Linked DNA regions of Mus musculus: region 2 is linked to region 1. The links are chromatin loops, found by intact Hi-C in ENCODE. Cell type or tissue: left cerebral cortex. All regions are shown on one strand.

Region 1 (8,000 bases):
TGCAAGTCTGCAAGGCAGAAGGCAAGGGCTAACATCTGTATGCAAGTCTGCAAGGCATTCTCTTCATTAATAACTGGAGCAGGATGGCTCAGCTCACTGTGGGTGGTATCACCCCAAGACGAGTAGTCCTAGATTGTATAAAAATGCAGACTGAGAAAGCCAATAAGAAGAGTTCCTCTATGGTTTCTGCTTCAGTTCCTGCCTCCAGGTTCCTGCCTCAAGTTCCTGTCGTGATTCCCCTCAATGATGGAGTGTGACATGGAAGTGTAAGGTGAAATAAACTCTCTTCTTTCCGAGTTGCTTTTGGTCATGTCTTTATCACAGAAATAGAAAACAAACCAATAAGTGTGTGTGTGTACACATGTGCATCCCACTGTGTGTGTATGGAAGTCACAGCTTGTGAGCGTCTGTTCTTTCTTCCACAATATGAGTCCTGGGGATCAACTCTGGTTGTTGGAGCTGGTGGCAACTGCCTTTATCTGCTCAGCCTTATTGCTAGTCCCAAATAATATAATTTAAATCATTTTTAAAATCCAGAGTTCAGAATCGAGCTGACATAAGCTCCTTCATCTTGTTCATGTGCCTGGGGGTGAGGGGGAGTGGGCTTTCTGATAGCAGAAATTGGTGAGAAATCATGGGAACATGGCAATCCCAAGTTCTGTGGGACCGTTGGAAGATGTTAGGGGGTTCCAATCAGAAATGCTGTGCAGTGACATGCCTGTAAAATACTAATCTAAACACAACCTTTTCCTCTCTCCTCCAGACCTGACCCAAAACCCAGAGCTTCACATCCCAGAAAGTAGTGTGGCTGGAGAGCCTGTGACTTTGAGCTGTACCATCCAAAGCACCTGCCAAGAGCCCAACGCTCTTTTTCTCTCCTGGAAAGGACCCATCATGTCTTCCAACACAACCATCTCCATTCACCCCTCTTCAGCACTGGCCATTGAACTGAAACCCGAGGACCAGGGCACCACTCTCAGATGCCACTTAAAGCTATCCCTAGATAACTTGTCCAGCAGTAAAGTGGTCAAGCTACAACTGGTCTGTGAGTGCTATGGGTACTACCAGGGCCTATAGTCTGGGAGAAATGTTGGGACCCAGAGGAAGACTTTGGTCCTGAAGGAGAGTGGTTATATTTTGACCACGGGGGGCTGAGAGATCACAGCTAAGAGTAAAGCCTATGTTTGGTGTGGACTTCAAGCACCAAAAATGAAGGAGAAGCCCTCTGGATCTCAAAGTCTCCAAATCTTTTTGGGAATCAAATAAGGTTAGGGGCTATAGAGATGGCTTAAATGGCTGAGAGAGCTCATTATATGCACTTGTTACTTTTCTGTTGCTGTGATAAAACACCATGATCAAGGAAACCTATGAAAGAGTGTTCATTACGGTTCCAAAGGGAGGGATAGAGTCATCATGGCAGACCTAGGAACTACAGCATGATGCTGAGGGCTCACATCCTTCACCATAAGCAAGAAGGAGAGCACACAGGAAATGACCTAGAATTTTTAGCTCTCAAAGCCCACCTCCAGTGACATACTTCCAACAAGGCCACATCTCCTAAACCTCCTCAAATAGCACGATCACCTGGGGACCGAGTGTTCAACTACATGAGCCTCTGCAGCACATTGTCATTCAAACTACCACACCTCTCTTGCAGAAGAACTGAGTTCACTTCCCACCCTCACACCCATGTTGGGCACCTAAACCTGTAATTCTAACTCTAGGGGATCTAGTGCCCTCTTCTGGTCTCGGTGGGCACTGTACTCACGTGCACATACGCAGACACATACATGCACATAGTTTTAAATAAAGTTGGGCTTTGGAGGAAATGAGTGAACGTGTGGATCTCTCTCTCTCTTTGACCTCTGCCCTTTCTTCCCCACAGCACCCACCAGGCTGCTCAACTACTCCTGTTTGCTGAAGAGGACACTCACATGTAGCTGTTCCTTCCATGGGATCCCCACACCTTTGGTGCAGTGGTGGGTGGGAGGAACCCCTGTGAGTGTGAATAGAATAGATGGCATCCTACACCTGACTACCACCACACTAGAACCCTGGACCAATAGCACCATTCACCTCATTTGGGAACCAGAAATCATTAGGAGACTTCGCTGTGAGGGGAAGAACCAATATGGAGTCCATGCTTCTAGAATCTTCTTGATACCAGGTGAATGGAGAGAGGCCCTGTGTGACTGGGGTGGAAGGCCAGCACTGGAGGGCCAGGATGAGCACAAACATGGAGCAGAAGGAAGAGAGTCAAAGTTTGAAGCCTCAGGGTGACCATGTTCTCGTTCCTTTCATTTCAGATAAAAGCTCCGTTTCTAGTGTGTTCCTGAGAGGTCTAATCCAGGGCATTGTGTATGGGGCCATAGCGTCGGCTTTATTCCTCTTCTTCCTCGTTGTGCTGGTGTGAGTTTCAGAGTTCAAATTCAACACCAGACCTTCCCTAAAGCCTGCCATATTGACTAATTTTTAAAACTACATTTATTTTTTTGAGTGTGTGTGCGTGTGCATGTATGTGAGTGTGTGTGTGTGTGTGTGTGTGTGTGTGTGTGCGTGCAAATGCATGTGCCCTTCATAGTATATCTTTAGAGATCAGAGGAGAATTTTGAGGAGTTGACTTTTTGCTTCTGCCATGTGGGTCAGTCTTGACTGAAGGCTCCTTTTCTCACAGAGCCTCTCACTGGTCTTCCATTGACTTATGATGCTTGTTTTCTTCGTTGAATTTTCCTCCAGTTTAGTTTCCATTGAGGTGGGCTCCTTGTTAAGTTCCAGACATTCTTTATTTGCATCTAGGGTTATACATTTCCCTTTAAGCATAAATTTAACTGCATCCCACAGATGTGATTACGAACTATGTTATCACTTGACTGAAACATTTCTGATTTCCATGATGATTTTCAACCTATTAGAAGTATCAATGCTTTCTAGTAAATTCCTCACATTCTCCTTCAGTACCGAAGGTTGCATGTAAGTCTTTGAACATGCTAGACAATTAGCCCACCACTGAATCATGCCCAAACCCCTCACTGGGGGATTCTAGGCAGTTGCTCTACCACTGAGTCTCACCCTAGCCCTCTTTATACTTTCATTTTAAGACAGAGCCTCAATGCACTGGTCTTGGACTGTCTCACCTCCAAAATAGCTGGTATAATAATAGTCCTATGCCACAGGACCAACTGATACTCTTTCTAGCTTAAATTAAATAGGATCATAAAATATATTGTACATAGTGCCAATTTATTTTCCTTGCAGCAAATTTTTTGTTGGAACATTTCTACACGGGCTTAAGTGAAATGAGCATTTCTTACTTGTTGAACTGCAGTCGTGATTCATGCTTCCTTTAAGTCAAATTCATTCACAACGGGACTAGAAAGATGGCTCGGAGTAAAAGTGCTTCCCCTCCAACCCCAAGGGGCTGAATTTGACACCCCCCCCCCCAGGGCTTACATGGTGGAAGAAATAACCAACTCCTGCAAGTTGTCCTCTGGCCTCCACACCCATTAAGAAAGTGTAATTTTACGAAATTCATTGTGTTGCCAAGGTCTCCTTGACTCAGCAAACAAAAGCCAGCCCTAGGTTTATGCAGGGCATGGCTTCCTTACAGCCTCTTCCTGATCTCTGGCAATGCTTTCGAAACCATTTTCAGTCATTTTTAATGGAAGGATGGTTCTCAGACAGGAAATGAAAATTTGGATCTTACTCTCAATTCACACAGAAGCCAAAGGAGGCTTTACATCTGGAAAAGGATAAGAGACCGAGGAACAGCTATAAAGATCTGGCTCCGGCTGTTGGGGTGAGGGGAGGTGTATGATATGACAGACCCCATGGTAGCTATGAAGTCCTCACAGGCAGGTGACTCTTTATATAATCTCTGCTATGTCCATTGAATAAAATACAAAAAAATCTGAGAGTTCCTTGTAGATACATGTGCCAAAAATGTTAAAGAGAAGAAAGAAATATGTAAAATAAACTTGTACCCACACAAAGGGGTGTGTGTGTTTGTGTGTGTGTGTGTGTGTGTGTGTGTGTGTATGTGTGTGTGTGTATGTGTATGTGTGTGTGTGTGTGTGTGTGTGTGTGTGTGTGTGTGTACAGGGATATATAAATAGATTGATTACAGGGCTGCAAGAGAAGCAGAGAGAAGGCACTGCCAGGGGGGTCACAAAGGGCTAGGACTTTGTCTTGTGTTTAATGGGGAACCTCAGGAGGGCAGTGACTAAGAGTTTCTAGGACTTGGAAGGTGATAGCCTAGACACAGGAGGCCAGTAAAGAGGCCAGGAAGGGTCCACATCAAGCTGGTTTGATTTCCTTCAGACGAGTGGGCCGTTCACAGACCCAGCTCATGGAGAGAGCCCGGTGTTCTGGGCGGCAGTCCAGGGCTAGTTTGGGGAATGGCGGCGATGGAAGGGAGTCACGGTGCCCAGCACTGAAGTCGAGGTAGAGCTGAATGCAGCATTCACCACAAGGTTCATTGTCTTAGAATGAAGATGCTTAATTGGTGGGAAGAAAATCAAACCTGCAAGAACAAAGAAGCCCCGACCCCCGTGAAACCAGTTTTGGGAGGAGCCAACGCTGCTGAAGTCTGAAGCTGCAGGTGCACTAGCCTTGGCTCGGGTAAGTACGCTCCACTGGCGGTAGGGACTCAACTCAAGTCCTCTCGGCCTTCTTAGGCACAGCCACCAGAAGGCGCTCATTCCTTGGGAACAGCGATTGCAGCCCTATCCTTGCGCTCAGCTCTGCCCCAGCTTGAATAGAATGGAGGGGCAGAGTCTTAAGTGGATGTGGGTCTGGGTTTGTATATTCTTCTCACCGAGGTCCCATGGAACAGCAGAGCTCTGAAGCGACTACGGCAAGGACCCTGTGGAGCTTCAGGCCTAGCACTGTCCCACGGTGGAGACCTCTGAGAGTAAACCCCATTGTCAATGCTTTGTATGTCAGCTGGGGTTGCCGCAGTATGAGTGCCTTCAAACCACAGATGTTTCCCCCCGCCCCTTAATTCTGGAGGTTAGAGGCCACAATGGGGTGTCCGGATGGCTGTTTTTTCCTAGGGACTCTTTCCTTTACCTGGAGATGTCGGTCTCCTTTCTGTGTCCTCATAGGACCACCTCTGGGTGCATTTACCTCATCATCTTCCCCCTCCTCTCTTTCTTTTTGATCTTTTTTGTTTTCTGTAGCCCCAGGTTGGGATGCAGGGCCTTGCTCATTCTGATACATTCTGAGAGTGGAACGCCTCAAAAGCTCCACCGCTGATCCTCGTCCCTCCCCCAGCCCCTCACCAGTATTCCTGGCACAGGGCTCTTGGACTGAGCACCAGCTAGGCCCCAGCTCCTCAAAAGAGCACTCTTCCACATTTCTATTTTCCCAAACCTTCTTTACGGGTTTTGCTTGTTTGTTTGTTTGTTTTTTGTTTGAGACAGGGTCTCACTAAGTCAACCGAATTAACCTTGAACTCTGAGATCCTCCTGCTTCAACCTCCTAGTTGGTAGGAAGATAGTTGTTCCTTCCCATTTCAACCCTAATTTCTTGTCACAGTCCATGTTGGAATCTAATTCACCCACATGAACCCGATTACCTCAGTAAAGTCTTGTCTCCAAATATAAGTGTATTCTAAGGCGGTAAAGGCTTGGATTTCAGCAAAGAGATTAGGATGAAGGAGTTGGTAGAGTGCTTGCCTAGCATGCAGGAAACTCTGGCTGCTTTGATCCCCAGCATCCTATAAATGGGGTGGGGTGGGGTTCGCACCATATTCATTCCAGCACCGAGACAGAGGCAGAATGATCAGGATTTCAAGCTATGTGGTGAGTTGGAGGTCAGCTTAGACTACATTAGACCCTGTCTCAATCAATCAATCAATCAATCAATCAATCATTATAAATGACAAAAAAATAAGACATTTTCTTGAGCAACACCTTCTACCTATGGCTGAAGATTAAAGAAGTCTGTCTCGATCAATCAATCAATCCATCAATCATCAATCAATCAATCAATCAATAGCAACGACAAAAAAAGAGACATTTTAATGAGCAATACCTTTTACCTACAGCCGAGAGTTAAAGAAGCCAGCCCAGCCCCTTGAGTGGGATACTCAGAACAGGAAGAGCCCTTTCCAACACCAAGGAAAGGCAGCCTCTGTCTCTTCTACAGCCCAGGGCCTTAGAGAGAGAAAGAAGAGTCCACATGGGAACTTCAGGGGGATCATGGTGCACTCCAGACTTCTCTAGCCTGACAGACCTGCAGAGGAGCAAGACACCACCTCCACCTCAGACTCCAGAGACAGAGACCTACAGCCCAGCTCTCCCTGTGGCTGGGCAAACCCACCCCTCTCCAGGCCTTCCCCTTCTCCCCCACCCCTTCCTCTGTTTGCTCTCCCCGTCCTCTTCTATTTTCCCTTTTTTCTCCCTGTCTCTTCCTTTGCTTTCCCTCCTCTTCTCTTCCCCTTCCTTCTTTCCCCCTTCCTCCTCTCTTTCCCCTCCCTGTCTTTCTCTCTCCTCTTCCCACATTCATCCTCCTATTCTTTTTTCTCTGTCTTTCTCTTCTTCCTCCTCCCTCTCCTTCTCTTCCTCTTGTTCTTCTTCCCCTTCCCCTCTTTCATCCTCTTCCTCCCCTCCTCCTCTCCTGTCCTAGCCTCCACGTAGTCTCTTCCAGGGTGGGTGGCCTGGTCCTCGTCTATGGCTCAAGGGCAGGTATCAGGGGAAGCAGGGCCTTGGCTTCACCCAAAAGTCATGCAGGAAAGGGTTGATCAGAAGTTCAAGTATGGGAGCTGGGTTTTGGGGTGCTCTGGAGAGAGCAGTTGTGGGGCAGGCAGAGACAAGAATGAACCTTCTCTGTATGCAGTGAGACTTTCTAAAAACTAGAACAGCCCCGAATACTAAAGCGCACTGCTGGCCACCGTCATCCTGCTGTGGCTGGACCACCATCTCTTTACTGTCTCTTTGTATCTATCTCGTGCTCTTGGCCCCCACCTTCCCATCCCACCCCATCACAACCATGCTTTATTCACATTACTTTGGTTGTTTCGTAGGTTCCGTGCATTTTTGAGGTGTATATGGACCTCTTTTCAGCCACCCCTCTTCTCTTTGAGTTAGGGTTCCACATAGCCCAGGCTGTCCTCCAACTTGATATGTAGCCAAGGATGACCTTGAACTCTTGATTTTCCTGCTTTCCCATGCCTCGGGCAGGGGTTGCAAGCATGCATCTCTATGCCTGGTTTATGTGGTGCTGGGATGGATGCCAGACAAGCACTCTGCTGACCTAGCCACATGCCCTGCCTTTTCTTGCCATTTCTCACTCGTCCCTCCCGTCCTTCTCTTTCCCATTTATCAAACATTTTCCTGTGTACCCAGGTGCCACTCTGCACTGAGTTCTGTGGGAACACATGGTCAGGATGGACTGGTGACCATCCAGACCAAGGCACATATTTATTCAGTAGGGGTATAGAAAGCCAGATATCCCATAGAGGAGAATGCTTCTGTCCCCATCTAGGCTTGGTCACCTCAGGACTGCCTTTTTCTCTTCTTTTCTTCCTCCCTCCCTTTCTTCCTTTCTTTCTTTCTTTCTTTCTTTCTTTCTTTCTTTCTTTCTTTCTTTCTTCCTTCCTTTCTTTCTTTCTTTCTTTCTTTCTATCTTTCTTTCCTACTTTCGACTGCCTTTTTCTTTTCTTTCTTTCTTTCTTTTTTTCTTCCTTCCTTCCTTCCTTCCTCTCTCTCTCTCTCTCTCTCTCTCTCTCTCTCTCTCTCTCTCTCTCTCTCTCTCTCTCTCTCTCTTTATTTCAGATCAAAGGACGACTAAGCACCAAGGGAATGGTTATAATTTAGTCAGCAGCAGGTGGTTGGCTCTGGAGAGATGGCAGAATATATCAGAAAGAGAGGATCAGGCAGACAGCTGTGTGACATCCCTCATTCCTACAGATGAAGGGAGCAACTGAGACTTCAGTCTGAGACCTAATCAATCCAGCAACCCCCGGGACTTGATAGGTTCAACACATCCACCTTACAGAG
Region 2 (8,000 bases), 210 kb after region 1:
ATATATATAAGTTTTGAGGCATATGTATGGAGATCAGAGGATAGAGTTGGTTCTTTTACCATCTGAGTTTCGCGATCAAATTCTATCTGTCAGGGTGGAGAGCAAGCATCTTTACCTAATGAGCCATATCACTAGCCCAAGCCAGTGTTGGTTGACTTTGGGACAGAGGCTGCTATTGATAATTGTGGGGAGAAGCTAGACATACACTTTTCACAAGATGGCTTCTATCACCCCAGCCCGTAATATCGGGTGCACGCAGTGAATCACTGCTGTAGGGGCTGGAGAGACAGCTCAGAGGCTATGAGGACATACCAGTCTTGCTGAGGATCTAGATTTGGTCCCCAGCTCCTACACCAAGTGGCTCACAGTCACCTGCAATTCTAGTTCAGGAGGATCAGATGCTCTTTTCTGACACACTCGTGCACACCTACAGGCGCGTGCACAAATCTCCAGAGTTTCAGGTCCTTAGGGTTGCTTTTTTTTTCAGGACTGGAGAGCTGGCTCAGCAGTTGAGAGAGCTTGCTGCTTGTCTGTTGTGAAGCAGTTTCCTCTGAAATAGAACTTTCCGTCTTGGAGGGGTTAGGAAACAGGATGTACTAAAGGGAGGTGAAACATTCCACCCTGCAAGGAAGCTCATGAAGACTCAGGAAGTGAGGATCTAGAGAATCTCCTTGGCTGCTAAAAGAAGTTACCTGGTGAGGACCCAAGTCCAGTCTTCCAACTGGCTTTAACTCCAGCTCGAGGGGATCCAATGATCCTGGCTTCCCTAGCACTGCCACCCATGAGCAAGTACCCACACAGTAAGTAAACATCACCAAGTCTCCAGGAAGTCCTGGAAACTCACCAGACGCACCATGTCTCTTCCTCCCCCTTCCTTAAGGATGGCTGAGGGATGCTCAGATCAGCCAAACTGCCTGGAAAAAGACTCACTGTGGCTTGTCAAGCTGCCTGCAGATTGTGAGCTCCAGGTTGCCAGGCTTGGTGACCTGTGACCCATACTAAGGTGGCCTTCTGGTGTTTGTAGAGAGGTCATCATATGCTTGTCCATGACTTTGGGGGCATGCTATGATGTGAGAGATCATGTTCCCAGTGAGACTGGACTTCCTGTTCCTTCCCAGCAGGCATGACCCAACCCCAGCTCTTCATTAGAACAAGGGAGCAAGAGGTAGGAGGCAGTGTCCAGATCTCTGTGTGATCGAATCCAGGCTTATGAAGGCCCCCTTTTCAATGAACGGGAAATCTCAGTAACACACTATAGACAGTTCAAGGTCCACAGAAAATACAGAGCAAACTAAAGGGAAAATATGAAACCTCTTCGAAAGATACTGTGTAGGTAGAGATTCTGGGGTCTGAGGATGAGGCTCAGTTGGCAGAGTGCTTGTCTAGGATACCTGCTGCCTTGAGTTTGATTCCCAGCACTGCATAAAGCTAGGTATGGTGGCACACATTCAGCATCTCAGCACTAAGGACCTGGATGCTGGTGGATCAGAAATTCAAGGCTATTTGGGATACGTGAGACCCTGTCTCACAAAACAACAGGTGCAGAGGATGGAGAGATGGGTCACTGGTTAAGAACATGGCGGTTTACAACCGTCTGTAACTGCAGTCCCAGAGGAGCTGATGCCCTCTTCTACCCTCTGTGGGCATCAGGTATGCACATGGTCCATAGACATATATACAAGCAACGCACACTCTCATGAAATTAAAAAAAAAGTGAAAGTGTATGACGTCAATATCTGTTTAAATATTCAATCACTGGCTGGAAAGATGGCTTCAGTGGGCAAGAATGCTTGCTGTAGAAGAATGAAGACTTAAGATCCTTGCACTCACATAAAATGATGGATGGATAGTGTTGTGGTGGTTTGAAAGAGAATGGGCCTCATATGTTCATATATTTGAGTGTTTGGCCCTCAGTGGAACTATTTGTGAAGGATTAGGGGACATGAGTTTCTTGGAGTAGGTATGGCATTCAGGAGATGCGTCACTAGGGGTGGGCTCTGAGGTTTTAAGAGTCCATGCCAAGTCCAGCCTTTTGCCTGCAACTTACAGATACGATGTGGGCTCTCGGACACTGATCCAGCATGATGCCTGCCTTCCTGCAACCGTATTCTCCACTACAGTAATCATAGACTCACCCTCTGAAAATATAAGCCAACCCCCAATTAAGTCCTTTCTTCTCTAAGTTGCCTTGGTCATGGTGACTCTGAACAGCGGACAAGACAGTTGTCATGCAAGCTTATACCCCCAGCACTGTCAAGGTGGAGACAGACGAATTTCTCCAGATTGTTGGTTGTCAGCCTAGGCTACAGGATTAACTAGAAAGATGCCGATTCAAGGGAATATGTTAAAGTGGGATAGAGCAGGACACTTGGTGTCCTCTAGCCGCACATGCATCCACACTAATATGTGCACATACACCATTCTCACTCTGTTAAGTACTGTTGTTTCCCAGTAAGAGGTCCAAAATCCTTAAATGTGGAAACATTTCAGTTTCCCAGGGAGCAAACTGAGTTTGGAGGACACAGAGGGAAAGGAGAGTAAGGCGCTTCCTATCCAAGAGTCTGGTCAAAGCCTCAGAGAGCTGGGAGGGAAGCAGGAACTCTGGCATCAGCATTTGCTGTAGTGACCTCTCTAGAGGCAGTGTTCCTTTCACACATAGATGCTTTTGCCAAAATAGTTACACCCCAGGCTTAAGTGCTTAAGGCGTATATGGCCATGGTCTTTTCCTCAGAAATGGCTTGAAAAGCTCAGATGAAAGTCTGCACAGCAAAGGTGAGACATATAGGATACTCCATCAATCCAAGCACTTTGGAGGCATAGGCAGGCGGATCTCTGAGTTCTAGGGCAGTGTGGTCTATAAAGCAAGTTCTAGGCTAGCCAGAGCTAGATAGTAAGAAGCTGTCTTAATAAACAAGCAAGCAAACAACTGTAGAAGCAAAAAATAAATAAATAAATAAATAAATAAATAAATAAATAAATAAAAGCTGATTTAAGGGATTAAATTGGCACCAGTTTGAGTGACTATGGTCTGAGGAATCCAGGCTTAAGTTACCCCCAATCCCATGTTCCAACGTGGAAAAAAGTCATAAATCCAGGCAAGTTTAAACTACATTGGTGGGTACATCAGAGAGGCAGATGCAATGAGATGGAGGAGATTTTTTTTTAGGCCCAAGATGCAATCTGACTACACTCTTGGCTTCTAGGTTCATGGAAGCTAGTGGTCAGCTAAGTTAATAGCTTCCTTTTAAAAATATTTTTGAGGGGCTGGAGAGATGGCTCAGAGGTTAAGAGCACGGACTGAGCTTCTAAAGGTCCTGAGTTCAAATCCCAGCAACCACATGGTGGCTCACAACCATCCGTAATGAGATCTGACGCCCTCTTCTGGTGCATCTGAAGACAACTACAGTGTACTTACATATAATAAATAAATCTTTTAAAAATATTTTTGAGACAAGATCTCTCTATGCTACACTGGAACTCACTGTGTAGATCTGGCTAGCCTCTAACTCACAGAGACTCACTTGCATCTTCCTCCTAAGAAATGGAATTAAAGGTCAGGGTGTCTCTCCCCCCAACCCCCACCCCCGCCCCATGTCCGGCAAGTTAATAGTTTCTAAAACGTTTTTATCTGTTAGTCACAAGATGTTGGTTCTGCCACAGAAGTGGGCCTGGGAGAGCTGTTCCAGAGGGCTAGAACTAGCCCAAGTAAGTCAATTGGCCTCTGAACCTGCAACATTGTAATCTTTCCACAGTCCTGATTATTCCAATCGGTTTCTGTAGATACAGCTTCTCCCAATATCACCTTGGGACTTGTGTTAGACTTTTACATTATCAAATGTGCCCTTTAAAAACCATACATTGGGGGCTGAAAGATATGGCTCAGTGGTACTTGTTGCTTGTCCAGAGGACCCAAGTTTGATTCCCATCACCTCCATGGTGGTTCACAACCATCTAACTTGTAGGGCATCTGACAACCTCTGTGGACCTGTAGATACCACATGTACAGACACACATGCAAGCAAAAACACTGATCCACATTTTAAAAAGTAAAAGTAAATGTTAGAATTCTGTCTAAGCTTCACCACAGTTACCTGGCAACAGACAGGTATGCTCCTCCCCACAATTACTTGACAATAGCAAGCATGATAGATCTGATATATCTGTACTCCCAGGTTCCTTTTCCTGAAGAAAGTGCGCATATGCCCACTTAGCGCCACCTCGTGGTCAGATCTGGAAATGCATCTAGCGCGGGCTCCACCTCCCATAATTCTTACTCCCTTTCCAGGTCTCTTCTCATCACACTTCTCACGAACGCATAACATCTAAAATCTATTCATTGGTTTTGCAATATACTCTGCCGTGAAACGCGGTGATGTTGAACCGCCAAATGCTGCAGATAATCGGCAGCAGGCGCAGAAGGGAACCGGTGGGATGGCCAAGGGTACCCTGGGCTTGGGTGGCAGAGCACTCCTCTTTGCAGAGCCTTACTGATAGATACAAGCCCATCACATTCGAAAGAAGCAAGCCCTCTGGGTCCAATAGCGAAACCCCCCCACCCCTAACTTGTGGGCCCCTGGGAGTTGTAGGCTGGTGGCTCCACAGCCCTCTGGGAGTCGTAGTCCTTTTGTCAGTCTATGATTTCCTGGGCTTCCCAGCCAACTTGCAACGAGTTCTGCCCAAGTGATTGCCTGGTTCCTCCTAGTGTAGTCTACCCTGTCAGAATTGAAGGCTTCCTTCCCTTCCCCTTCCCCTTCCCCTTCCCCTTCCCCTTCCCCATCCCCTTCCCCTTCCCCTTCCCCTTCCCCTTTCCCTGGATCTAATGAAGATCAGGCTATCCGTGAGCTATATGACAGAGGCTAGCCTTGAACTCCTTAAGACATACACTACAGTGCCTGGGTCTGGTCTCGGCCTTCTCTCCCAGCATTCTGGTAAGCTCCCTATGAGCAATGACAGCCCATTCTGTCTCCTACCCTGGACCTGACCTAAACAGCTTGCTCCTCAGCTGACTTGTTTCGATCAGTGTAGCCCATGTTGATTTCTGTCTCTCCAACCTGGGAGGGTGCATGAAATTACACCCTTCTCTGTCCTGGCTACAACCCCATGGGGGTGAAGCTGGGCTTAGGGGTATTCAAGTAGCTGTAAGAGCCTGGCTTATGGGCCAGAACTATCCTAGGGTTCACAAAAACACTCTCCAGAGCCATGAATGCCTTATTATGTCCAAAGGAAACTCCCATTTCCTTTCCAGAAACCAACTCCTTAGTCTTTCCCTCCTCACACACCTCCTGCCTCCTCTCAACTGGCCCAGCTGTCGTGAGTGCAAATGTATTTGAATCTGCTCCTCCATCTCCCTCACCCAGTTTCTTCTTCCAGATTTTGAGTGAGTCCCCTCTGCTTTATTTCTAGAGACCCAGACTCTCCTGGTCTCCTTTACAGCATCTGCCAGGTTCTGAGTCACGTTGCACCACTGTTTCTGTCCTTGTTGCTCTCTGCTCTATTCACACTCACACCGAAGAATCCTGTTACAGTATAGGTCAGGGATGGACACTTGGCAGGAGCCTGGCCGAGCGAGCATGGAGCCCTAAGTGCAGTTCATGTCAGTAGCCCTACACTTGGGAAGTGGAGCAGAAGTTCAAGCTTCGCTTGGCTATATAGTGACTTACAGGGTCTTCTCCCCCTACCCCCCAAAAAATCTGGATCCAATATGGAGGGTGTGAAACAACATTTGGGGTTGGGGGTCTGTCCTGCTGTCTACCACATGGGTTCCAAGACCATGCAGCAAGATCAGCAGCAAGCATCTTTGCCTGTGCAGCCATCTTACCTGCCCTTCCCATTGTTTTTGTTTTTCCTTATTTAAGGAGCATTTGGACTGTGTACTTTTCCGTCCATGACATGGCCCCTCCCCTAGAATGCTAGTTTCCAGGTTTCCCTTTGTGGGTCACCCATAACCACCGCGGGTTGGGAACTTGGAGACACTCAGTAGATGCTTGAGTAAACGAAACTTTGTTTGATTATGTCTTAAGCTTTCTATTCCTGCACAAACATCAAGACCAAGAAGCAAGTTGGGGAGGAAAGGGTTTATTCAGCTTACATTTCCACATTGCTGTTCATCACCAAAGAAAAGTCAGGACTGGAACTCAAGCAGGTCAGGAGGCAGGAACTGATGCAGAGGCCATAGAGGGGTGTTCTTTACTGGCTTGCTCAGCTTGCTTTCTTATAGAACCCAAGACTACCAGCTCAGGGATGGCACCACCCACAATGGGCCCTCCCACCCTCGATCACTAATTGAGAAAATGCCTTACAGCTGGATCTCATGGAGGTGTTTCCTCAAGGGAGGCTCCTTTCTCTGTGATAACTCCAGCTTGTGTCAAGTAGACACACAAAACCAGCCAGTACAGGTTGTTTGTTTGATTATTTTGTTTTCAGACAGGGTTTCTCTGTGTAGCCCTGGCTGTAGTGGAACTCACTCTGTAGACCAGGCTGGCCTTGAATGCAGAGATGCACTTGTCATTGCCTCTGATGTGCTGGGATTAAAGAGGTGCACCACCACTGGTAGACTAATTTTTCTTTTATTAATTTAGCTGATGTAGAAAATAATGAGTTTCACTGTGGCAATATATATATAATATTATATGTTATATATTACAGTGATATACATACACACACACACACACACACACACACACACACACACACACACACACATATCACTGTAGTTAGTGCAGATTCACCTTCCCACCAGCTCCCTCTTCCCCTTCTTCTGCAGGCCCTCCTCTTTCACATCTCATTCAGCTATACATATGAGATCTAAGGCCGACTTGGCTATATACACCTGTGATCTCAGCACTCAGCAGGTGGAAGAGGATCAGAAATTCATGGTGAGTCTCAAGTACGTGGTGAGTTTGAGGCCAGCGACATGAGACCCTACATGAAGCATACACATGTGTACAACTGTTTAGCAAACGCAATGTTCTGTCTTCAGATTTCTTCTCCTCTTCTCAATATAGTCTCCCTTCTACTTTCATGCCCTGTGTGGTGTACACACACACACACACACACACACACACACACACACACACACTGGATGAGGGGAGCCAGGTTGTGCCAGTGTTCTGCTGGGTGTCTCAGGCACTGGGATCAGTTTGGCCAAAAGTGGAGAACACCTTCAGAAGCTGACTGCAGTTCAGCCAGACCACAGAGGACTTGTGGTGTCTTCAGGCTCACAGTGCGGGTTGAGGTGCCGATAAAGCACAGCTCCCAGCCTGCCTGGGATTGGATCCGGCGAGAACGTCAGGAAGTCTTGAGAATGGGGAGACTTCAGATTTAGAGGGCATGAAAGGTGAGTCCTCAAGAGAGCATGTGGAAAGGAATGCTGCTTTGGGAGCCACTGAGTAACATTTCCATACAATAAAAACTGGAGCCATGTGGACTCAGGCCATTAACATTTACTAAAGTGACAAGATCCATAGGCGAATGTGAGGGAGACACAGCATCTCATTGGCTCGCATGGATACAGGAGGATGTGTACATGCTTTAGGTTCCATTGCTGTGAAGAGGCACCATGACCAAGGCAACTCTTATAAAAGACAACATTTAATTGGGGCTGGCTTACAGCTTCAGAGGTTCAGTGCATTATCATCATGGTGGGAGGCACGGCAGCATACAAGCAGGCATGGTGCTGGAGGAGTCAGAAGTCTTCTATCTTGATCCACAGGCAGCAGATGGGGACTGTATCCTGAAGGCAGCCAGGGTAAACTCTCTTCTTTTGGCAGCTAGGAAAATAGAATTCTACACTGGGTGGTTCTTGAGTATGGGAGAACTCAAAGCCCACCCCTACAGAGACACACTTTTTGCAACAAGGCCACACCTACTCCAACAAGGCCACACCTCCTAGTAGTGCCACTCCTCATGGGCCAAGCTTTTAGAAATATGAGTTTCTGGAGGCCAAACCTATTCAAACCACAACAGTAGGTGAGGGGTAGGTTGAAGCAAGGAGACCAGCA

The links. Hi-C counts contacts between places; a loop is a spot of excess contacts. Peaks named below come from ENCODE experiments on the same cell type or tissue, not always from the same donor. Only the 100,000 strongest peaks of a DNase experiment are listed, where the experiment ranks them.
Region 2: a loop joins it to region 1, with 13 times the contacts of the local background. A loop is called at or near these places in 4 of 42 quality-filtered maps.

The regions. Positions count from the first base shown.
Region 1 is chr7:43,492,218-43,500,217 of GRCm38, reverse strand. It overlaps 4931406B18Rik (RIKEN cDNA 4931406B18 gene), which reads left to right. Exons shown (of 8, transcript NM_028737.3): 4 at 764-1,045; 5 at 1,886-2,167; 6 at 2,307-2,409; 7 at 4,484-4,617; 8 at 6,047-8,000. The coding sequence ends at 4,589. Among named protein-coding and RNA genes, the nearest start is that of Iglon5, 6.0 kb to the right of the region's middle. In left cerebral cortex, a CTCF peak has its summit at 4,672 (motif pointing right); a DNase peak (open chromatin) is centred at 4,672; H3K4me3 peaks cover 286 bases.
Region 2 is chr7:43,279,601-43,287,600 of GRCm38, reverse strand. No RefSeq gene overlaps it. Among named protein-coding and RNA genes, the nearest start is that of Zfp715, 30 kb to the left of the region's middle. In left cerebral cortex, a CTCF peak has its summit at 4,223 (motif pointing left); DNase peaks (open chromatin) are centred at 4,236 and 4,534; H3K4me3 peaks cover 521 bases; H3K27ac peaks cover 356 bases.